2 separate regions of the Homo sapiens genome follow, and region 1 is linked to region 2. A link is a loop called in an ENCODE intact Hi-C map of the cell type or tissue named here. Cell type or tissue: heart left ventricle. All regions are shown on one strand. Each heading gives the region's core, and the rest is flanking DNA. Links, peaks and the distances in the headings are about the cores only. Region 1 holds the start of ACTA1 (actin alpha 1, skeletal muscle). Region 2 has its middle 28 kb from the start of CCSAP.

Region 1 (11,269 bases), core at 1,318-9,317, 60 kb before region 2:
GTGTTGAGGGGCACAATTGGAGAGAAGGGAAGTGTGAACACACCGGGGTAGTGGTAGCAGAAGGGCCCGGTCAGGGTATGAAGAGCTGAGGCTGCACCTGAAAACTTAGAAGCAGGAACTCCCTGTCAAGCATACCCTACATGGCTGACCTTTACTTAGTGACAGTTCTCAAAAGGCGGAGCAGGGCGCCGCTGCGCTCCCCCAAAACATACATGTATGGAGACGTGGCTCTGCCACCCACCATTCAGTCTATTCTCTAAGCCAATGAGAATGCAACAAGACCAGAATGGGACTGAGGGTGGCCTGTGGTGACCTGTCAGGGACTATTTAAACCAGCCGCAAATCATGTGGGCAGGGAACAGATGCCTGGCTGGCCACCTCAGGGGCCATCTCCCACAGTTTGCTGTACTAGCAGGTCTCTGTTCGCTTGTGAGTGTTTTTAATCATGGTCAGCTTTTAGTGTGGGTTTGAATGTAACAGACTGAGCTTAGAAAAGCTTTCTGTAAGGAAAGGTAAGAGTTGAACTGAGCAAGAGTTTTGAAAAATAGTGACAATCCCATTCTCCTTTGGAATGCGCACAAATATTGAGGTATCCAGTGAACGGCAGCAAATTTCCTACCTTCAAGGCCCAAATGTAAGCTAGTCCCCTTACGTTACATGCAGCTCATTTGCTAAGTGGTTTTTTTCTAGTATCTCCACTACTCGCTGACACAGGAGGACACAGGATGTTAAAAAGGAAATACAGTTCTGTCAATTATTCACTTACTCTCCAAAATACTTGGAAGAACTAAATATGGAACCATAGGAGACTTTATCCTCACCGCATAGTCCCTATACTAGTCAAACTCCTTATTTTTTAATTGATCATTTTTAGGAAGGTAGCATTTTATTCACTAGAACATTTTTGTTAATACTTGTTTATTTTTGGGATGAACTGCCATGATGTGGGCTACAGAGGAGGGTCGCATATGCTTCCATCCCCCTTTTAGAGAATCCACACCTGTCCCAGTTGCTGGGTTCCACTACCAAAAGTGAATTGCAACTATTTTAGGAGCACTTAAGCACATCCGAAAAATGAGTGATTCTGTTCTGGCCCACACCACATCACTGATGTACCCCCTTAAAGCATGTCCCTGAGTTCATCACAGAAGACTGCTCCTCCTGTGCCCTCCACAAGGTTAGAACTGTCCTTGTCTTAGGGAAAAAGGAGAGAGAGAGAGAGAGAGAGAGAGAGAGAGAGAGAGAGAGAGAGAGAGAGGGACAGGCACCAACTGGGTAACCTCTGCTGACCCCCACTCTACTTTACCATAAGTAGCTCCAAATCCTTCTAGAAAATCTGAAAGGCATAGCCCCATATATCAGTGATATAAATAGAACCTGCAGCAGGCTCTGGTAAATGATGACTACAAGGTGGACTGGGAGGCAGCCCGGCCTTGGCAGGCATCATCCTCTAAATATAAAGATGAGTTTGTTCAGCCTTTGCAGAAGGAAAAACTGCCACCCATCCTAGAGTGCCGCGTCCTTGTCCCCCCACCCCCTCCAATTTATTGGGAGGAAGGACCAGCTAAGCCTCATCTAGGAAGAGCCCCTCACCCATCTCCACCTCCACTCCAGGTCTAGCCAGTCCTGGGTTGTGACCCTTGTCTTTCAGCCCCAGGAGAGGGACACACATAGTGCCACCAAAGAGGCTGGGGGAGGGCCTCAGCCCACCAAAACCTGGGGCCAGTGCGTCCTACAGGAGGGGAACCCTCACCCCTTCAATCCCTTTAGGAGACCCAAGGGCGCTGCGCGTCCCTGAGGCGGACAGCTCCGTGTGCTCAGGCTTTGCGCCTGACAGGCCTATCCCCGGGAGCCCCCGCGCCTCCTCCCCGGCGCTCCGCCCTCGCCTCCCCCCGCCAGTTGTCTATCCTGCGACAGCTGCGCGCCCTCCGGCCGCCGGTGGCCCTCTGTGCGGTGGGGGAAGGGGTCGACGTGGCTCAGCTTTTTGGATTCAGGGAGCTCGGGGGTGGGAAGAGAGAAATGGAGTTCCAGGGGCGTAAAGGAGAGGGAGTTCGCCTTCCTTCCCTTCCTGAGACTCAGGAGTGACTGCTTCTCCAATCCTCCCAAGCCCACCACTCCACACGACTCCCTCTTCCCGGTAGTCGCAAGTGGGAGTTTGGGGATCTGAGCAAAGAACCCGAAGAGGAGTTGAAATATTGGAAGTCAGCAGTCAGGCACCTTCCCGAGCGCCCAGGGCGCTCAGAGTGGACATGGTTGGGGAGGCCTTTGGGACAGGTGCGGTTCCCGGAGCGCAGGCGCACACATGCACCCACCGGCGAACGCGGTGACCCTCGCCCCACCCCATCCCCTCCGGCGGGCAACTGGGTCGGGTCAGGAGGGGCAAACCCGCTAGGGAGACACTCCATATACGGCCCGGCCCGCGTTACCTGGGACCGGGCCAACCCGCTCCTTCTTTGGTCAACGCAGGGGACCCGGGCGGGGGCCCAGGCCGCGAACCGGCCGAGGGAGGGGGCTCTAGTGCCCAACACCCAAATATGGCTCGAGAAGGGCAGCGACATTCCTGCGGGGTGGCGCGGAGGGAATGCCCGCGGGCTATATAAAACCTGAGCAGAGGGACAAGCGGCCACCGCAGCGGACAGCGCCAAGTGAAGCCTCGCTTCCCCTCCGCGGCGACCAGGGCCCGAGCCGAGAGTAGCAGTTGTAGCTACCCGCCCAGGTAGGGCAGGAGTTGGGAGGGGACAGGGGGACAGGGCACTACCGAGGGGAACCTGAAGGACTCCGGGGCAGAACCCAGTCGGTTCACCTGGTCAGCCCCAGGCCTGCGCCCTGAGCGCTGTGCCTCGTCTCCGGAGCCACACGCGCTTTAAAAAGGAGGCAAGACAGTCAGCCTCTGGAAATTAGACTTCTCCAAATTTTTCTCTAGCCCCTTTGGGCTCCTTTACCTGGCATGTAGGATGTGCCTAGGGAGATAAACGGTTTTGCTTTAGTTGTCGCCAAGGCAGTTCCCTTCCAAACTAGCGCTAGAGCGAATGAGCGAGCAGCCAGGACCACCCATTCTGGGTTTCCAACAGGCGAAAAGGCCCTTTCTGAGTTTGAAATGTCACAGGGTTCCTAACAGGCCACTCTTCCCTGGATGGGGTGCCAACGCCTTTCCCATGGGCATCTCCTTCCACCCTCACGCTGGCCCAGCAAGCAGGCAGTGCTGAGGCCTTATCTCCCTAGGTGACAGATGTGGTCAGGGAGGCGCAGAGAGGATGGGCACTAGCGTCCAGCTCCTGGAACAGGTGTCAGGCAGGGAGGGCAGACAGGTCTTGGGGAACATGTTCCCCTGGCTATGTGGACAGAGGACTTCTCAGTGGGGTCTCGCGACCCTGTGCCCCTTTTCCTGGTTCAGGGCAGCCCTTAGCCGGGGCAAAGGTCGAGAAGAGAACCCCTGGTCGCCGCCCTGGCAGAATTTGAGTGGCTCCGGCAGGAGATGTCCCTAGGTTCCTGGGGAGGGAGGACGTCGGGGCCAGCCAGGCTTACCCCCCCCTGCCGCTGAGACTTCTGCGCTGATGCACCGCGCCTCTTCGCGGTCTCCCTGTCCTTGCAGAAACTAGACACAATGTGCGACGAAGACGAGACCACCGCCCTCGTGTGCGACAATGGCTCCGGCCTGGTGAAAGCCGGCTTCGCCGGGGATGACGCCCCTAGGGCCGTGTTCCCGTCCATCGTGGGCCGCCCCCGACACCAGGTCAGGCTGCCCCTCCGCAGAGGGAGCCGGCTCGGGGTCCCCGCGTAAGCCAGCCTGGTGCCACCCGGAGCGGCGTTAACGGGTGCGTGGTGTCTCGGCTCTGCAGGGCGTCATGGTCGGTATGGGTCAGAAAGATTCCTACGTGGGCGACGAGGCTCAGAGCAAGAGAGGTATCCTGACCCTGAAGTACCCTATCGAGCACGGCATCATCACCAACTGGGATGACATGGAGAAGATCTGGCACCACACCTTCTACAACGAGCTTCGCGTGGCTCCCGAGGAGCACCCCACCCTGCTCACCGAGGCCCCCCTCAATCCCAAGGCCAACCGCGAGAAGATGACCCAGATCATGTTTGAGACCTTCAACGTGCCCGCCATGTACGTGGCCATCCAGGCCGTGCTGTCCCTCTACGCCTCCGGCAGGACCACCGGTGAGTGCCCGCTGCCCCCAGTCCCCTCTCCCGCCCCCGCCCCCGCCCCCGCCCCCGCCGCTAGCGCTGAGAGCCTAGCCTCGGCCTCGCCCCCAGCCACTCACTCTCTCCCGCGCGCGCACAGGCATCGTGCTGGACTCCGGCGACGGCGTCACCCACAACGTGCCCATTTATGAGGGCTACGCGCTGCCGCACGCCATCATGCGCCTGGACCTGGCGGGCCGCGATCTCACCGACTACCTGATGAAGATCCTCACTGAGCGTGGCTACTCCTTCGTGACCACAGGTGCGCGGCGCCCCTGCACCCCGGGCGGGAGGGCCGGCGGCGGCCCCTGAGTGAGGGCTCCTCTCCTGCTTCTGCCCTCCGCAGCTGAGCGCGAGATCGTGCGCGACATCAAGGAGAAGCTGTGCTACGTGGCCCTGGACTTCGAGAACGAGATGGCGACGGCCGCCTCCTCCTCCTCCCTGGAAAAGAGCTACGAGCTGCCAGACGGGCAGGTCATCACCATCGGCAACGAGCGCTTCCGCTGCCCGGAGACGCTCTTCCAGCCCTCCTTCATCGGTGAGCCCCGCTCGCCCTCGCCCCGGCCCCCAGGCCCCGCCGGCCCCCGGCGCCCCGAGCTTCTGCTCACGCTCCCCGCCGCGGTCCCCAGGTATGGAGTCGGCGGGCATTCACGAGACCACCTACAACAGCATCATGAAGTGTGACATCGACATCAGGAAGGACCTGTATGCCAACAACGTCATGTCGGGGGGCACCACGATGTACCCTGGGATCGCTGACCGCATGCAGAAAGAGATCACCGCGCTGGCACCCAGCACCATGAAGATCAAGGTGGGTGGTGGCCTGCGCGGGCTGTCGGCGGGGTGGGCTCCAGGGTGAGGTCTCCCCACCTCACGCGCTGTCTTGCAGATCATCGCCCCGCCGGAGCGCAAATACTCGGTGTGGATCGGCGGCTCCATCCTGGCCTCGCTGTCCACCTTCCAGCAGATGTGGATCACCAAGCAGGAGTACGACGAGGCCGGCCCTTCCATCGTCCACCGCAAATGCTTCTAGACACACTCCACCTCCAGCACGCGACTTCTCAGGACGACGAATCTTCTCAATGGGGGGGCGGCTGAGCTCCAGCCACCCCGCAGTCACTTTCTTTGTAACAACTTCCGTTGCTGCCATCGTAAACTGACACAGTGTTTATAACGTGTACATACATTAACTTATTACCTCATTTTGTTATTTTTCGAAACAAAGCCCTGTGGAAGAAAATGGAAAACTTGAAGAAGCATTAAAGTCATTCTGTTAAGCTGCGTAAAGTGGTCGTGTTTATTTGCTTGGGGCGGGAGTGGAGCAGGAAGAGGGATTCCCATCCCCCACATCCTCTTAAGTCACTTTTCACGATACCCCAAATGAATGGGCTCCTTGGAAGACAAAACTTACATCTTCCCATGCTCCCCTGCCGGTTTCTGCAGTGGATCAGATCCATTCCAGATCACTGGCAGCTAGTGGTGGCCTGACTTGACCCTCTGGGGTGTGGCGAGGCAGCTTTCTTCCTCTGCGCAGCGCTCCCGAGTGTTGCCAGCACTGCCGGGGCGGCCTCCGCTGGTGGCCCTGGGTCCCCTCAGGCAGCGGGCGCTGACCATGGTGCTGGGGCTGGAGAGCTGTTTCTCAGAGGGCGTCTCAGCTCCGCCTATGGTGTTCCCCTACTGAATCTCCAGATCTGAGAGGGGGTTGTGTTCTGCATGTAACAAGTCATTTTGTTTTTGTTTTTGTTTTTGTTTTTTAATAGAGACAGGGTCTCGCCCTGTCGCCCACGGTGGAGAGCAGTGGTGTGATCAGAGCCCAACTGTATCCTCTAATTGAGCTCAAGGGGTCCTCCCACCTCAGCCTCCCCAGTTGCTAATATTTTCGCATGTGCCACCGCGTCCAGCCAGTTTTTTATTTTTATTGTAGAGACAGGGTCTCAGGGTCTTGTTATGCTGCCCAGGCTGGTCTCGAACTCCTGGCCACAAGCAATGCTTCTGCCTCAGCCCCTCAAAGTTCTGGGATTACAGGTCTGTGCCACTATGTCCAGGCTTAATAAATGAGTTTTAATTTGCAAGTGAAGACCGTCACTGCCTCTCTCCAATGGGGAAGTCCTTTGCTTCACACCAGGTGCTGCTGGTAGAAAGAAACACCCCCTCGTGCAGGACCTGGGAAGGAGGCAAGGGAGGGCCAAGTGAGAGCTCCAGAAAGAAGGGCAGCAAAGAAGCGTCGGAGGGGTGGGAAGCTGAGGCTCACGCTGGAAGACGGGGAGGTAAGCAAGGGGAGGAGGAACACCCTCACCCCCAAAACAAGTTTTAAAGGCATCAAATTTATCAACAGTTTGAACTTCTGTGGGAGAGTGCAATACCTATTCCTTAAAGGGAGCTTAATGTTTCCTAGTCAAGTTTCTCAAGAGCAGTGGCCCCTAAATATAATGGATTCAGACTCAAAGTAATAAACTCGTTTGTAAATAAGTTTATAGCTGCAATTGACAAAATAGCTATGTTACATGCCACGTAGTCATATGTTTAATCCCTCATCTTCTGGCTTATTGAAAAACTTCAGAAATCTTTGAGGCCTCAAAAGGCATGGTACTGTCAAATCCAGATATCAAGAGAGTTGACAATATTGCTAAAATTTAAGATTTTAATAAAAGAAGTATATAATACCATGTTCATTGAAAACCTTGTATTGTCCCACTCAGGGTGGATGAAGGTTAAAAATGGGCTAAATACTAGTCTTTCAGAGGTATACAGCTTTTGTTGATAATACTAACCACATATATACATATCTGATATAATAATACTCTAACATATTGGTAATATTGAATATGCAAAGGCATATCTGAGCAAACATAACCTACACACACATAGCTTAAATAATTCATTCGTGGCCAGATGCAGTGGCTCACACCTGTAATCTCAGCACTTTGGGAGGCCGAGGTGGGCGGATCACTTGAGGCCAGGAGTTCGAGACCAGCCTGTCCAGCGTGGTGAAACCCTGCCTCTACTAAAAATACAAAAATTAGCTAGTCATGGTGGTGTGCACCTGTAGTCCCAGCTACTCGGAACGCGGAAGTGGGAGAATCACTTGAGCCCCAAGAGGCAGAGCTTGCAGTGAGCCAAGATTATGCCACTGCAATCCAGCCTGGGTGCAGTGAGACCCTGTTTCAAAAATAAATAAATAAATTCATTCATGTAGCCAGCAGCCTGGTAAAATATCACTATTACATGTGTTAGCTGACTGTCATGCTAACGATTTTTGAACCAGAACCCTAAATCAATTGGGATTTAAGTAAGATATGTAAGGTCTATTTCTCCTATGATCATAATCTGTAAATGACTCATAATAGTTTAGAACTGACAGAAGTTTTCAATACACTGTGATAGTGTTTTGTCAAGTGCCAATTTTTAAAACCCATCATTGACATTACTGTTTTACCAAAAATAAGTGCAAAAATTATAAATTACATGTTTTCACTGGAAATGCACGAAATCTAAAAAAATCATTTATTATTTATTTATTTTGAGATGGAGTCTCGCATTGTCACCCAGACTAGAGTGCAGTGGCTCAATCTCGGCTCACTGCAACTTCTGCCTCCTGGGCTCAAACAATTCTCCTGCCTCAGCCTCCCCGGTAGCTGGGATTACAGGTGTGCACCGCACCTGGCTAATTTTTGTATTTTTAGTAGAGACAGGGTTTCACCATGTTGGCCAGGCTGGTCTTGAACTCCTGACCTCAAGTGATCTGCCTGCCTCGGCCTCCCAAAGTGCTGGGATTACAGGCATGAGCCACCACGCCTGGCCAAAAATGCCATTTCTTTTCTGACACTTCTCTAAAAGGAAACAAGCATCTTGCATTTTATTAGTATTCCATATCTTTTCTGCTCTCATATTGGGTTGTGGCTACAGGTATTTTGTAAATTGTGTTACCAATATTAGGCCTGAAAGAGGATTTTTTCTGTGGTGTGGTGTGGTCAGGAATGAATCTTTAAAAACAATCTAGAACATATACAAATATTTGTACTACATGAGGACAGAAGTAACTATTTTCAGCAGCTACACAGGTGTTTGTGGTAACAAGAACCAAGACCCTGCGTGGCAACACTGTGCTGGGCCTTGCAGAGGGGATATGCCATAGCAGACTTCCCACCGAAAAGCCCTCTCAGAGAATCCATTTAGAGCTGTGAGAGAAGTGAAGGCCACAGGGATTCCCCCCACCTATTGCTTACCGTGTTTCCTTAGATGTGGAAACAGGACTCATCAAGGCTCTAACTGGACTTATTTCCTTCTCATAAAAGCTCATTAAGTTGCCACTAAAATTTTTCCCTACTAAATCTATATTACTATTGTACAGGAGGAGAACGACAGGGGAAAGAAGAAAATGGAAAGAGACAGTGTGTCCAGATTAAAGCGTGGGACTAGGATTGAGAAAAAAGAATGAAAGGTCTCAGGACTCGGGCACACCCTGGGCTCTCTCATTTAAACCTTTGGAGGTTAGAATTTGGGGATATCAAGGTCCTTCCTGCTGCATCTGTCCCATGGTCTATTGCATTCACCTCAGATGTGGCAGAACGTACAAAGGGTTAGTGAACTATTGTATTGCCCAGCTTCTTGGTTTTTTGTTTTATTTTTCTAGAGACAGAGTCTAGCTCTGTTGCCCAGGCTGGAGTGCAGTAATGTGATCATAGCTCACTGTAGCCTTAAGCTCCTGGGCTCAAATGATGCTCCTGCCTCAGCCTCCCAAGTAGCTAGGACTACAAGCATGTACCACCACACTGGCTAATTTTTTTTTATTTTACGTAGAGATGGGGTCTTGCTCTGTTGCCCAGGACAATCTTGAACTCCTGGGCTCAACTGATCCTCCTACCTTGGCCTCCCAAAGTGTTGGGACTGCAGGCGTGAGCCACCATGCCTGGCCATATTGCTCAGCTTCTATGTGCAAAGGGTACAGAAAAGGCCAAGATATGTCCCATCCCTAGGATTCTGCTGCCATGATCCTTATCACGACTAGCCTCTCATGCCTTGGCTCTTTTTGTTAAAATGTATTTTTATTTTTTATATTTTAGAGACAGGGTCTCACTGTCTCACCCAGGCTAGAGTGCAGTGGTCCAGTCATAGCTCACTGCAGCCTTGATCTCCTGGGCTCAAGCGATCCTCCTGCTTCAGCCTTCAAAAGCAGAGATTGCAGGTGCGAGCCACTGTGCTTGCCCCCTGCCCCGCCCCCCATCCTTTTTTTAAGACAGGGTTTCACTAGGTTTCCCAGGCTGGTCTAGTAGCTGGGATTACAGGCATGGGCTGTGATACTAGGCTCTTCTTGAGTCTCTTTTTGCCACAGAGCACACTGGGGGCTGCTGGCGGAGAGGAGGTGGGGGCACCACCTGACTGTGAACTGTTTGGATTCTGTGGGTGCTGGGCTGTTTCTCACTCTGTGCAGTTAGTTGTGACTGTGAGGCTGCTCCACTGCACAGTATTGCTTTCTGACAAGATGGGATGAGTTCCAGATCCTCGTTCTTATGGAGGAAACACATCCCTTATTGTGCTCAAGAAGGCCTGCTTCTCTCCCCAGCTCCAGGGACATAGAAAGTGGCATGGCCTCACCCAGCAGTGCCTCAGCTAGAAGGACTGCAGGGAAATGGGCTCTGCCCATGGGGTCAGCCTGCCTGCCTGCCTCTCCTCTTTGTCTCCCTTTCTGTCCCTTCCATTTCCTTTCTGCCCTGCTATGTCCTCTGGAAAGTATTCGTTTTACCACTGTCGCTATGTCCTAGGGCTTTTGAGGAGCTACCACAAGCTTTTGAGCTTCACTGTGGCTCTCAAAAAGAAGCTGAGGAAGCCTGCTTTCTTGGTTAGACAGGTGGCATGCTGGGAACACGGGGGTCCCATGTCCACCTGCATCCTTGTCACTCCCAGCCAGAGCACTGTTAGGGAAGGCCATGGGCTGCGACTTCCAAAAGGGGTGTGAGGTGGCAGAAGCAACTGCAGGGTAGCTCATGGGAGACAGGAACATGGGCGGCTCCCCCAGGGCCATCCATATCACGTAGGAAGCTGGTGGGCCTGTCACTGGGTGAAGGATCCCCAAGCACTTGACTGGCCCTGCCTTCCTTGTCAATTTCTTAATGGCTTATCCTGATATTAAACCATTTCTGGGGATGGTGAGTGAGGGAAAGGGAAATTTTGAAGGGTGGAAAGATGACATTGGTGGTTCTCATGGGTGTGAATAGAATCAGGATTGCCTTTACCACCCCATTTTCTCCAATTCCCTACACGGTGCCTGGTGCCTGTGTTCTGTTCTTCTGGCTGCTGTAACAAAGTACCACAAAATGAGTGGCTTCAAACAACAGGAGTTTATTCTCACAGTTCTGGGGGCCAGGAGCCTAGAATCCTGGTGCTGGCAGGATAGGTTCCTTCTGAAGGCTCTGAGGGAGAATCTTTCCATGCCTCTCCCAGCTTCTGGTGGTTGCCAGCAATTCTTGGTGTTCCTTGGCTTGTAGATGCATCACTCCAACCTCTGCCTCCGTCTCCACATGGCCTTCTTCCCCGTGTGTTTCAATGTATCTCTGTGTGTTCACCTGACTGCTGCCTTCCTCCTCCCCCTCCTCCTCCTCCTCTCATCCCCTCCTCCTCTTCCTCCTCCTTCTCTTCTCTTCTTCCTCCTCCTCCTCTTCTCTTCTTCCTCCTCCTCCTCTTCTCTTCTTCCTCCTCCTCCTCTTCTCTTCTTCCTCCTCCTCCTTCTCTTCTCTTCTTCCTCCTCCTCCTCCTCTTCTCCTCATCCTCCCCCTCCTCCTCCTCTTCCTCTTCTCATCCTCCCCCCTCCTCCTCTTTCTTCTCCTTCCCTCCTCCTCCTCTTCTTCAACCAGAAATCTTAATTTTTTTACACCTATTATGCCACAGTTTCATAGAGAATAGGTTCCAGCAGCTCAGGCTTCTTTGGTTCTCATGAAGTGTGCTGTTCCAGGTGAGGTAGGCTGGTGTTTCTGTTGAACATAGGTACCTTTCTCTTTGGCTTCTTTCTTTTACTGATCTTTTTTGTTCAATGTGTTTTAGGAATTTATCTTGTGTGCCTAACATTCTCAATAACAACATTTAT
Region 2 (11,269 bases), core at 1,298-9,297:
GCCTACTTCCCAAAAATCCCAGCTCTCAATCCACCACACTGGGGATTTGATTTCATCATATGAATTTTGCGGGGACACAAACGTTCAGACGAGAAAATCATCTTTATGGAAGCATTTTAGGCCATGGGACGGGCCAATGAGAGCTATTTTGGAGCTTGGGCTGTGGGACACTAGCTCATCACTCACCGCAGAGGCCTGGAGGGAGGCTCCTCTTTATCTTTCTGCCCTGCAGCAGAGGCAGGGGAGGCTGATGTCAAGAGTGGACTCTTTACCTCTTGGAAGAGGTTAGGGAGCAGTTCTGAAAGCCTGACCCAGTACTATAGTTTGAATATTTGACCCTCCAAATTTCATGTTGAAATTTGATTTCCAGTGTTTGAGATGGGCCTGGCGGGAGGTGTTTGGGTGATGGGGGCGGATCCCTCTGGAGTGGCTTGCTGCCGTTCTCACAGTAGTGAGTAAGTCCTCGCTCTCAGTGAAAGAGCCTGGCACCTCCTCTTTCTCTCTCTCTCCCCTTTTTTTTTGTTTGAGACAGAGTCTCGCTCTGTCACATAGGCTGGAGTGCTGTGGCACAATCTCAGCTTACTGCAACCTCCGCCTTCCAGGTTCAAGCGATTCTCCTCCCAAGTAGCTGGGATTACAGGGGTGTGCCACCACGCCCAACCAATTTTTGTATTTTTAGTAGAGACAGCGTTTCACCATGTTGGTCAGGCTGGTCTCGAATTCCTGATCTCAAGTGATCCATCTGCCTCAGCCTCCCAAAGTGCTGAGATTACAGGCGTGAGGCACCGTGCCCGGCCTTTCTCTATCTTTTCCTTTCTCTCTTGACGTGTGATCTCTGCACAAGCTGGCTCTCCTTCCTCTTCCACCATGATTGGAGGCTCCCTGAAGCCCTCACCAGAAGCAGATGCTGGCGCCATGCTTCTTGCACAGCTTGCAGAGCCATGAGCCAAATAAGCCTCTTTTCTTTATAAACTACCCAGCATCAGGCACTCCTTTACAGCAGCAGCACAAACAGACTAAGACACCCAGTGACCCTGGGATGCTGTTGGGACTAGCCCTGGACCGCCCCGAGAAGTTGACTCTTGTAGGGTGCCATTGGCTTTACATCAACATTCACGAGGCATCTGCCCAGTGCCAGCATTGTCGCAGGCATTGGTAGTACCCATGGGCAGGTGTCTTATCTGTTTTGCTCACTGCCTGGAAGAATGTCTGCAGATTGAACATGCAGTTAGAGACATATCCAGCTTCCATAGGCTCACAGCACAGACAATTTTAGAGGGCTGCTTCTTCTTCTTTTTTGTTTTTTGATAAGCAGTCTTGCTCTGTCACCCAGGTTGGAGTGCAATGGCACAATCTCGGCTCACTGCAACCTCTGCCTCCTGGGTTCAAGCGATTCTCCTGCCTCAGCCTCCTGAGTAGCTGGGATTACAGGCATGTGCCACCACGCCTGGCCAATTTTTGTATTTTTCTGGAGATGGGATTTCACCATGTTGGCCAGGTTGGTCTTGAACTCATGACCTCAGGTGATCTGCCCACCTTGGCCCTCCCAAAGTGTTGGGATTACAGGAGTAAGCCACCGCACCTGGCCTGGAGGATTTCTTTAAGAAAAGGAGACTGGGTGCGGTGGCTCATGCCTGTAATCCCAGCACTTTGGGAGGCCGAGGTGGGCGGATCACAAGGTCAGGAGTTCGAGACCAGCGTGGCCAATACGATGAAACCCCGTCTCTACTAAACAATACAAAAATTAGCCGGGCATGGTGGTGTGTGCCTGTAATCCCAGCTACTTGGGAGGCTGGGGCAGGATAATTGCTTGAACCTGGGAGGTGGAGGTTGCAGTGAGCAGAGACTGGGCCACTGCACTGCAGCTTGGGCGAAGGAGCAAGACTCCGTCTCAAAAAAAAAAAAAAAAAAAAAAGAAAAAGAAAAAGAAAAAGGAACACCAAAAAAAAAAAAGGTTCAAAATAATTTATTTGGAGTGAAAAATCATAACAATTGCAGGTTTTAAAAAGCCTTGCAAGTCATGTTATCCTAAGATGTAGGACAATCACATATCTTTTTGTGAATTAGCTCACTTGCCTGTCTCCGAAGTGCTTGTCTGCAGACTAGCTTCTGGCACCATTGATTTCCACTCTGTTGTGCCACCTTTGCTCACATGCCCAGTGCTGGGCTCAGTAGGGGACATTCAGGCCATGGCACACCCCCTGTGCTGCACCGTGGCCTCCGGGCGCCCAACGAGTCAGCACAGTGGGCAGGAGGAGGCGTGGGAGCTGTCCCCAAGATGGCTACGTGTGGAAGTATCTATCACTTCCTGCTCATCATCAAACAGCCCGCCAAATCCAAGTTAAAGGATCTCCATCCCAACATCCCTCTAGCTAGATCCTGAATCCCCTGTGGCTACCCCTGTCCCATGTAGAGGGAAGTGTAACTAAGGGAAAGTGGTAGGGAAGATATCTTACTTTTGCAAACTTCACCAAAACCTGACTTTTTCCATAAGCATTGAAAAGTTCCTCCCAGAGTCTCGATAGGGACCTGTGCAAATGAGTGTCCCTAAAACTGAAGCTTAATTAGCTTTACTGTGCAGCTACATTGGTGAATAATTGCTGCAAATATTTGTTGAATTGAGTAAAAGACATGGGCCCAGGCTTTGAAAAGCTCACACCATAGTGCAGAGACCCAAACTTGCAGAACCCAGGACATCTTGTCCCAAGCTAGGTTCCTGAGTCTACCTGAGCATGGCCTGTGCAGCAGACCGCAGAGCCAGAGAAGGCCTGGATTTGGCCTGACCACTTAGAGAGTCAAACACTATTCACTCTTCTAGAGCCTTCTTTCATAGTGTCTCTTCACACTCAGATATCAGGGCCCAAAGGCTTGAAGCTGGGGGCTGCTGTGGAGAATAACAGGACCACTTTTCCTAGTTTCCCAAACAGTGTGGCAGTTTTAAGGAGCAGACCACAGAGGGGGCCAGCAGGTTTGTTCAGAGGACTTGGTAAAGTCTGAGGTCCCAGATTCCTGAGCCTGGATTAAAACAGGGCCAGCTCTTTTTCTTTTTTTTTATTTTTTTGAGTCAGGGTCTTGGCTGGACACAGTGGCTCACACCTGTAATCCTAGCACTTTAGGAGGCCAAGGCAGGTGGACCACTTGAGCTCCAGAGTTCGAGATCAGCCTGGGCAACATGGAGAAACCCCATCTCTACAAAAACAAAAACAAAACAAAACAAAAAAGAGTCAGGGTCTTGCTGTGTTGCCCAGGCAAGACTCGAACTCCTGACCTCAGGCAATCCTCCAGGCTCAGCCTCCTGAGTAGCTGAAACTACCAGCTCATGCCCACCACGCCCGGCTCACAGTCCAACTCTTAGGGTTGGAGTTGAGGGTGAGGGGCAGACACAGGGAAGGTATTTTCATGGATTCCTGAGGTGAGTTTGGAAACCAAGATCCTTACATAGGTAGGTGATAATCATGATTTAAAGTGTAGCTGGGGCAGAGCGGGAGGAAGTGGATGGGGTCGGGGTCAGCCTGAGAGACCAAGCCGGCTCACACATGCAGCTGGGATCCCCGTGGACACCAGGTGGTGGATCCCTGTCTCTCTGGCAGGAGGTTCTGCTGTGTATTATCCAGTTGTCCCACTGTAGGCAGGAGAGAATTTCCAGCCTCTTCTTTAGAAATCAACACTCTTCCTCCCAAGAGGGAGGTGACTCCTTGGTTTTGTACTGTTCTGTGGGGACCTGAAGCCCAGACTGTGTCAGTATACTTACTACTCTTCCTGTAAGCCTGGGCTTACCCCAACCCCACCCCACAGCACTCCTCAGACAGGGAGAGGGACAAGGGATCACAGAACCCTGGGTGGCCTCATCCTTCCTGGGGGCTTCTATCAGGCTCCCCACCTTGCTCTGACCCAGCTGCACCCTCACTTCTTGTGGACCTGCAGGTGGGCAGCACAAACTGAACCCTGGCTCCGCTACCCTCTTGCTGCTGAGCCTTGGCCCTCAAGCCCTGAGCTCTGGTGTGCATGCTCCCTGGGCAGAGAACACTGCTCAGTGGCCTAGGAATACAATGCGTCTGGGATGTGGTAAGCAGTTAAGTATTGATAAGGGCATCAGTGTGGTGGTGTCCTGCAGGAGAAAATCAATCCTTAGAGCAGCATTGCCCTGAGCTCACACTCCTGATCATGCAGAGTGCTAAGTAGATGGGTCAGCATCTTGGATGCCTTAGCTCTGCAATTTGGTTGTGTAAAGGAAAAAAGAAGATCTCAGGACCTCCCAAACTTAGGCAAAAGTGAAGATTAAGCCCTGAGGCCAAGTCATTGCAACATCCTCTTCCAAATGAACAGCAGTTACTGACATTAGGCATCAGTCCCCATGGAAAGGTAAAGGGAAGGCCTTAGGCATCTGTGAAGGACCAGAAGGGCTCCACCTCTACAGATCATTCATAAAGGAGTTATTTCCTGGCCTCCCATAAAAGAGGACATGCCAGTTGTAACTTGAGGCCTACAAGCCAAGTCTAGCTCCTAAAATGAGTCTGTTCCTTCCATACTGAGAATGTGGATTACATGCTTAACTTCCCAGGTGCAGAACAAAGTCAAGAGTCCTTCCTCCACCTTCCCTTCCTCCACCTTCCATGCACAATTGACTCTTCCTTTACTCTCTTTTTTCTCTTATGTAAAAATGTAGATTTACTAGGCACTAACTAAAGTCTCACAAGAATATATTAAGTTGGGGCAAACTAATTGTGGTTTTTGCCATTACGTGTAATTTTGCACCAACCTAACTATAAAACTATTCCCACTTGTCTGCCCCTCTTCCTACACGCCTGCCCCTACCCTCCTTTAAGTAAATGTATAAATACAAAACTTCCTGAAAGCCTCTTTGGAAAAACAGCCACAGATGTGTCTGTGGCTTGTGTTTTTCCAGATGTTCCCTAAAGTGGCTGAATAAACCTACGCCTCAGTCCCTCATTTCGGTTGTCAGGTGACATGTGTTGTGTTTCAAACCACAGCCCTTGGTGTTCTACAAGCTGTGGATGGACACCGTCTGCCCGGGTTTAGGTGGAATACCACCAGGTAAGGATGTTTGCTCTCTGAATCACTTCTGCCGGGCACTCTCCAAGTAGATTCCATTCCTATTTCTCAGGACAAGCTGGATCTAGTCCTCCGTCAGTAGTTGTGAGAAGATGCTGTTGAGTTCTCCACTGAGGTGTTGTGAGAGGACTGGGCTGAATGTAATGGCAAATCAGAAAGCTTAGAAAGGGGCCAGACACAGTGGCTCATGCCTGTAATCCCAGCACTTTGGGAGGTCAAGGTGGGTGGATCACTTGAGGTCAGGTGTTCGAGACCAGCCTGGCCAACATGGCAAAACCCCATCTTTACTAAAAAAAAAAAAAAATACAAAAATTAGCCAGGTGTGGTGGCACATACCTGTACTTCCGGCTACTTGGGAGGCTGAGGCAGGAGACTCGCTTGAACCCAGGAGGTGGAGGTTGCAGTGAGCCCAGATCGCACCACTGCACTCCAGCCTGGGTGACAGAATGAGACTCCGTATCCAAAAAAAGAAAAGAAAAAGAAAAAAGAAAGAAAGCTTAGAAAGGGTTTCCAGCTTCTCAAACAAATTAGGTCATCAGTGTCTTTAGGAACTAAGTCATATATTAATATTCTATTTTGCATCTCAATTCTTTACATCTCCCCCTCAAACTTAGTTCCCCAACCTCTAAGGAATTTTTCCATCACATGCTGAATAATCCGTTGTTGTCATAAAACCCCAAATCCGAATCCCAAAGGAAATTAATCTGAAAATCCTTGATTCTGTAAAGGGCTTGGTTTGCTACTTTCATTTCATGCAAACTGCCTGCCGAAAAAGAACTGTAAAATTTCTCTCCTTTCTTATCCAGTGAGTGCCCTTTTTTGTGTGTGTGCAGGAAGGCTCCTAAGCCACTGCAGAGAAGTGGGGAGCTATTTATAAATGCGGCACACGATGATGCTGGGCTCGGCAAGTGCATCACCCAGAACTGGATGTTTAGGGGGAGGACATGGTATCATTTACCCTCTAATCTGCCCTGGCCTGCTGCCCAGGGAATGCCATCTGAGCCCTTGAGGGAGCCCCATGGGGAAGTTCAGTCCCTGAGGACCCCAGCTGGTTGGTTTGAAAATGTCTGCAGCTGTAACTTGCACCGGGCGTGGAGAACTCACTGGCACTCAATATTCTGTGTCAATTCATACCCCCAGAGAAGTTTTCATGAGTTACGATGGAGACCGGAGTTTCCCACAGCCCCAGCATCCTGAGCTGTCCTCTGAGGTAACAGCAGAGTGCAGGGCAGAGTGAGATATTTTAACCAAGCTGCAGACTCCAAGCCCAGATGATCTAGAACTGGGCTTTCCGATGGTGCTCCGTGCTCCTGGATATAATTTGAAACTTTTTTTTTAATGATTTTTAATGCATCACAGGGAATGGTAGAAGTACCAAAAAGATTAGAATCGTGTAGGCATCTCTTTATTTTTTTGAAAAGGAAAATAGAGTAGATCATAAGAAACTGTCGGGTTGCTTGACATAGCTTCCTGAAAACTCCTGGGGTTGATTGCTGAGCATATGATTTATGAACATTAGGAAGAAATACAGAGATTGCCAGGAATCTGTGCTAGTTCAGAAGAGCAGGTCATGCCAAACTCACACTGTTCCTTGTTTAGAGGGTGGTACTTGGTTCATACCTCGGAATAATCCCATAGAAAGCATATTTTAACATTTTATACAGCATTTGACATAAAATCCCATGTATAAAATAAAGAACTATGGTCTGGGTGGTAGCACAATTGGATAGGTAAAAGAACAACTACAGTAAATAACCTGCACTGTCCCAATTACTCTGATTTGCTCATTACACATTGTACACATGTATCAAAATATTACATGTATCCCCAAAATATATACATCTATGATATATCAATTTTAAAAATAAAAAATAAAATAAGAGAGGAGAAAACCCTTGAAGGCAAGAACATGGGTCATATTTAAGGATCTCTTGATGTGGTTGCATAAGAGATTTTAGTTTGGGGTAGGTTAAATTTTAATCACTACATTCCCTTCCAACCACAGAACATCTATTCACAATGTAAATTTAAAAGGAGAAAACCACCTTGGGACTTTCAAAAATACTGCAATGTGGTTAGAATCCTAGAGTTCTCAAGATTTAAATATGTCTACCCCATATGTCATTTCCACATTCCTTTTTGAAGATTTGCTGTATTTTTATTTCTCACTAAATTTGCATGGGGGCAAGTATAATTATATATATATAATTATATAATACAAGAAAAAAAAACTGGACCAGTATTATCCTGGAGAATGAAGTAGTTAGTCTATTCTTGAATGTCAATGTTCAGAAATATTAATCTTGCTGCCAAATCTGTAAATAATAAAAAACTTATAGGGAAAGCTAGTATGTCAATGACCCAATTCAATTTAGAAGCTTGACAGGCCTGGAATGATGGGCTCAGACCAATAAGTCAAAAGCCAGCCCAGAGAAATGTCAAGTTTGGATTCAGATTTTTAACCATGGGGGAAACATCGTGGCAATTCACGTGAAAAAGAACTGGGGAGTCAAAATTAAAGAAACTTTTTTTTTTTTGAGACAGGTTTTCACTCTGTCACCCAGGCTGGAGTGCAGTGGTGCCATCACGTCTCACTGCAGCCTTGACCTCCTGGGCTCAAGGGATCCTTACACCTCAGCCTCCTGAGTAGTTGGGACTACAGGGGTGCACCACCATGCCTAGTAAACTTTTAAAATATTTTTGGTAGAGATGAGGTTTTGCCGTGTTGCCCAGGCTGGTCTCAAACTCCTGGGCTCAAGTGATCCTCCTGCCTTGGCCTCTTGGAGTGCTGAGATTACAGGCATGAGCTACCACGCCAAGCCAGAAACTTTTTAATGTTTAAAACATATGTATGTTTTTAGTTTTTTACTTTAAGAAAACCAACAAAATGCATATTATAAAAATCAGGAAAAAATAAAGAAGCGGTATAGAAGAAAATGCCCATATTCCCACCAAGGAGAAGCCATTTGTAAAGAAGCAAAGATGAGGCTGGGGAGGTGAGGAGTGAGCTTGGCCAGGGCTCAGGGGCATGGATTTGGTTTCTGAGGTTCCATTTCCTCATCGCTAATGCAAAGGGTTTGACTTGATGGTCTGTTAGGACCCTTCTCATGTTAGGATTGAATGACTTACTGATAGGATATGGCTGTCTCCAACAGCTGAAAGGCTCTGAGGCTATCAAAGGAAGCAGATTGAGCAATGCTGTTCTGAATTCCACAAGATGAAACCCCATCAGTGGGTGAGGTGACACTTAAGTAAACCAAGAAAACTTTACTCTCTATTTCCGAAACTAGAGAGGGCTACTTGTGCTATGGTTTGAATATGGTTTGTGTGGCCTTGCCAAGGCTCAGGTTGAAATTTAATCCCAGTGTTGGAGGTGGGGCCTGGTGGGAGGTATTCATGATCATGTTGGTGCATCTCTCCTCACAGTAATGAGTGAACTTTCCTTCTACCAGTTCCCACGAGAGTTTCCCTGAGAGCAAATTGTTAAAAAGAGCCTGGCACCTCCCTTCTCTATCTCTTGCTCCCCTTCTCTCACCTTATGACCACTGTTTCCCTTTACCTCTCACCACGAATAGCAGCAGCCTGAAGCCCTCCCCAGAAGCAGATCCTGGCACCATGCTTATTGTACAGCAAGCAGAACTGTGAGCCAAATAAAATAAACCTCTTTTCTTTATAAATTACCCAGTCTCAGGTCTTTCTTTATAACAACGCAAACTGACTAAGACAACTTGTCAAGTGTCAAGTACACTAATATGGGGTAAACCAATGATCACCTGTCACTTTCAGTTTGGCTAAGAGAAGATTTCTTTTTTTAGACAGAGTTTCGCTCTTGTTGTCCAGGCTGGAGCGCAATGGCATTATCTCGGCTTACTGCAACCTCCGCCTCCCAGGTTCAAGCAATTCTCCTGCCTCAGCCTCCCTAGTAGCTGGGATTACAGGCATGTGCCACCACGCCTGGCTAATTTTGTGTTTTTAGTAGAGACGGGGTCTCTCCATGTTGGTCAGGCTGGTCTCGAACTCCCGACCTCAGGTGATCCGCCCACCTTGGCCTCCCAAAGTGCTGGGATTACAGGCGTGAGCCACCATGTCCGGCCGGCTAAGAGAAGATTTCTAAAATTCCTCTAAATTCCTGAATCTCAACCCCTACAAAAGCCTCATTTGTCAGGGCACAGTGGCTCACGCCTGTAATCCCAGCATTTTGGGAGGCCGAGGCGGGTGGATTACCTGTGGTCAGGGGTTCGAGACCAGCCTGACCAACATGGTGAAACCCTATCTCTACCAAAAATACAAAAATTAGCCACAGTTGGTGACGCATACCTGTAATCCCAGCTACTTGAGAGGCTGATGCAGGAGAGTTGCTTGAACCCGGGAGGCGGAGGTTGCAGTGAGCCAAGATCATGCCATTGCACTGCAGCCTGGGCAACAAGTGTGAAACTATGTCTTGAAAACAAAAAAAAAAAGCCTCGTTAATCCAGACACCATTTATTAAAAAACTGCATTTGTTGAGAAAGGAAATTCCTGCCAGGCCGTGGCTCATGCCTATAATCCCAATACTTTGAGAGGCCAAGTCAGGTGAATTGCTTGAGCCTAGCAGTTTGAAACCAGCCTGGGCAACATGGTGAAACTCTGTCTCTACAAAAAAAATACAAAAATTAGCCAGGTGTGGTGGTGTGCATCATGGTCCCAGCTACTCTGGAGGCTCAGGTGAGAGAATCAGCTGAACCCAGGGAGCCTGAGGCTGCAGTGAGCTGTGATTGTGCCACTGTACTCCAACCTGGGTGAAAAGGGAGACCCTGTCTCATAAAGAAAAGAAGAGAAATTCTTACTCAACGCTAAAGGTGTTGAAATAATTCTTCCTCTGCATTTTCAAAACTTTAAACATAAAAAAGAAAAAAGTTATTAAATAGCAAGAATTTTTCTTCTTTTGAGACAGAGTCTCACTCTCATCCAGCCTGGAGTGCAGTGGTGTGATCATAGCTCACTGTGGCCTCAAATTCCTGGGCTCAAGCCATCCTCCTCAGCCTCCTGAATAGTTGGGACTACAGGTGTGCACTGCCGTGCCTGGCTAACTATTTTATTTTTTTGTGTGGAGATGAGGGTCTCACTATGTTGCCCAGGCTGATCTCAAACTCCTGGCCTCAAGTGATTCTCCCACCTTGGCATCCCAAACTGCTGGATGACAGGTATGACCCACTGTGTGCCTGACAATACCAAGACTTTTTCAAAGAGACCCCAATAAATTGAAGACCATTGCTATACCTTTTCATGTTCCTGGTCTAACTACAAATGTATACATATGAAAGGTTTTCTGTTTTCATAGCATGCCACTACATAATGATGTCTAACTGTCAAAGCCTGGTTATGCTCATTAATTAGTCCTGTAATTAGCTGTACCATTGCAAAAACATGTAACCAACCTAAATACTCATCAGCTGATGTGTGGATAAAGAAAATATGGTGTATATATACACCATGGAATACTAGTCAGCCATAAAAAAGAATGAAACAATGTCTTTTGCAGCAACTTGGATGGAACTGAAGGCCACTGTTCTAAGTGAGGTAACTTCGGAATGGAAAATCAAATACCATATGTTCTTACTTAAAAGTGGGAGGGGAGCTGAGCTATGGGTACACAAAAGCATGCAGGGTGGTATAATAGACTTTGGAGACTCAGAACGGGGAGAGTGGGAGGGGAGTGAGGGATAAAAAACTACATATTGGGTACAATGTACACTATTTGGATGATGGGTGCACCAAAATCTCAGACTTCACTGCTATACATTTCATCCATGTAACCAAAAACCACTGGTATCCCAAAAGCTATTGAAATTAAAAAAGTATGTATTAGTCCCTTATTGCATTGCTGTAAAGAACTGCTCAAGACTGGGTAATTTATAGAGAAAGAGGGTGTAATTGACTCATAGTTCCCAGGCTGTACAGGTAGCATGGCTGGGAATGCCTCTGGAAACTTACAATCATGATGGAAGGTGAAGGGGAAGCAAGGAAAGTCTTACATGGCCAGAGAAGGAGGAAGAGAGAAAAGGGGGAGGTGCTACACACTTTTAAACAACCAGATATCATGAGAACTCTCTCACTATGACGAGAACAGCAAGGAGGAAGTACACCCCCATCATCCAATTGCCTCACCTCCCACCAGGTTCCTCCTCCAACGTTGGGGATTACAATTCAACATGAG

The links. Hi-C counts contacts between places; a loop is a spot of excess contacts. Peaks named below come from ENCODE experiments on the same cell type or tissue, not always from the same donor. Only the 100,000 strongest peaks of a DNase experiment are listed, where the experiment ranks them.
Region 1: a loop joins it to region 2, with 2.3 times the contacts of the local background. A loop is called at or near these places in 5 of 110 quality-filtered maps.

The regions. Positions count from the first base shown.
Region 1 is chr1:229,425,451-229,436,719 of GRCh38, reverse strand. ACTA1 (actin alpha 1, skeletal muscle) reads left to right here and starts at 2,626. Exons shown (of 7, transcript NM_001100.4): 1 at 2,626-2,716; 2 at 3,593-3,733; 3 at 3,840-4,164; 4 at 4,289-4,450; 5 at 4,535-4,726; 6 at 4,818-4,999; 7 at 5,078-5,475. The coding sequence starts at 3,605. The coding sequence ends at 5,221. RefSeq lists silencers at 2,624-2,918, 5,664-5,958 and enhancers at 4,383-5,004, 5,005-5,624. In heart left ventricle, for the core only: no CTCF peak of the experiment used is centred there; DNase peaks (open chromatin) are centred at 1,886, 2,489, 4,357 and 5,779; H3K4me3 peaks cover 4,771 bases; H3K27ac peaks cover 4,416 bases; H3K27me3 peaks cover 6,749 bases.
Region 2 is chr1:229,365,642-229,376,910 of GRCh38, reverse strand. No RefSeq gene overlaps it. Among named protein-coding and RNA genes, the nearest start is that of CCSAP, 28 kb to the right of the region's middle. RefSeq lists a silencer at 7,043-7,243. In heart left ventricle, for the core only: a CTCF peak has its summit at 6,113; a DNase peak (open chromatin) is centred at 6,060; H3K27ac peaks cover 571 bases.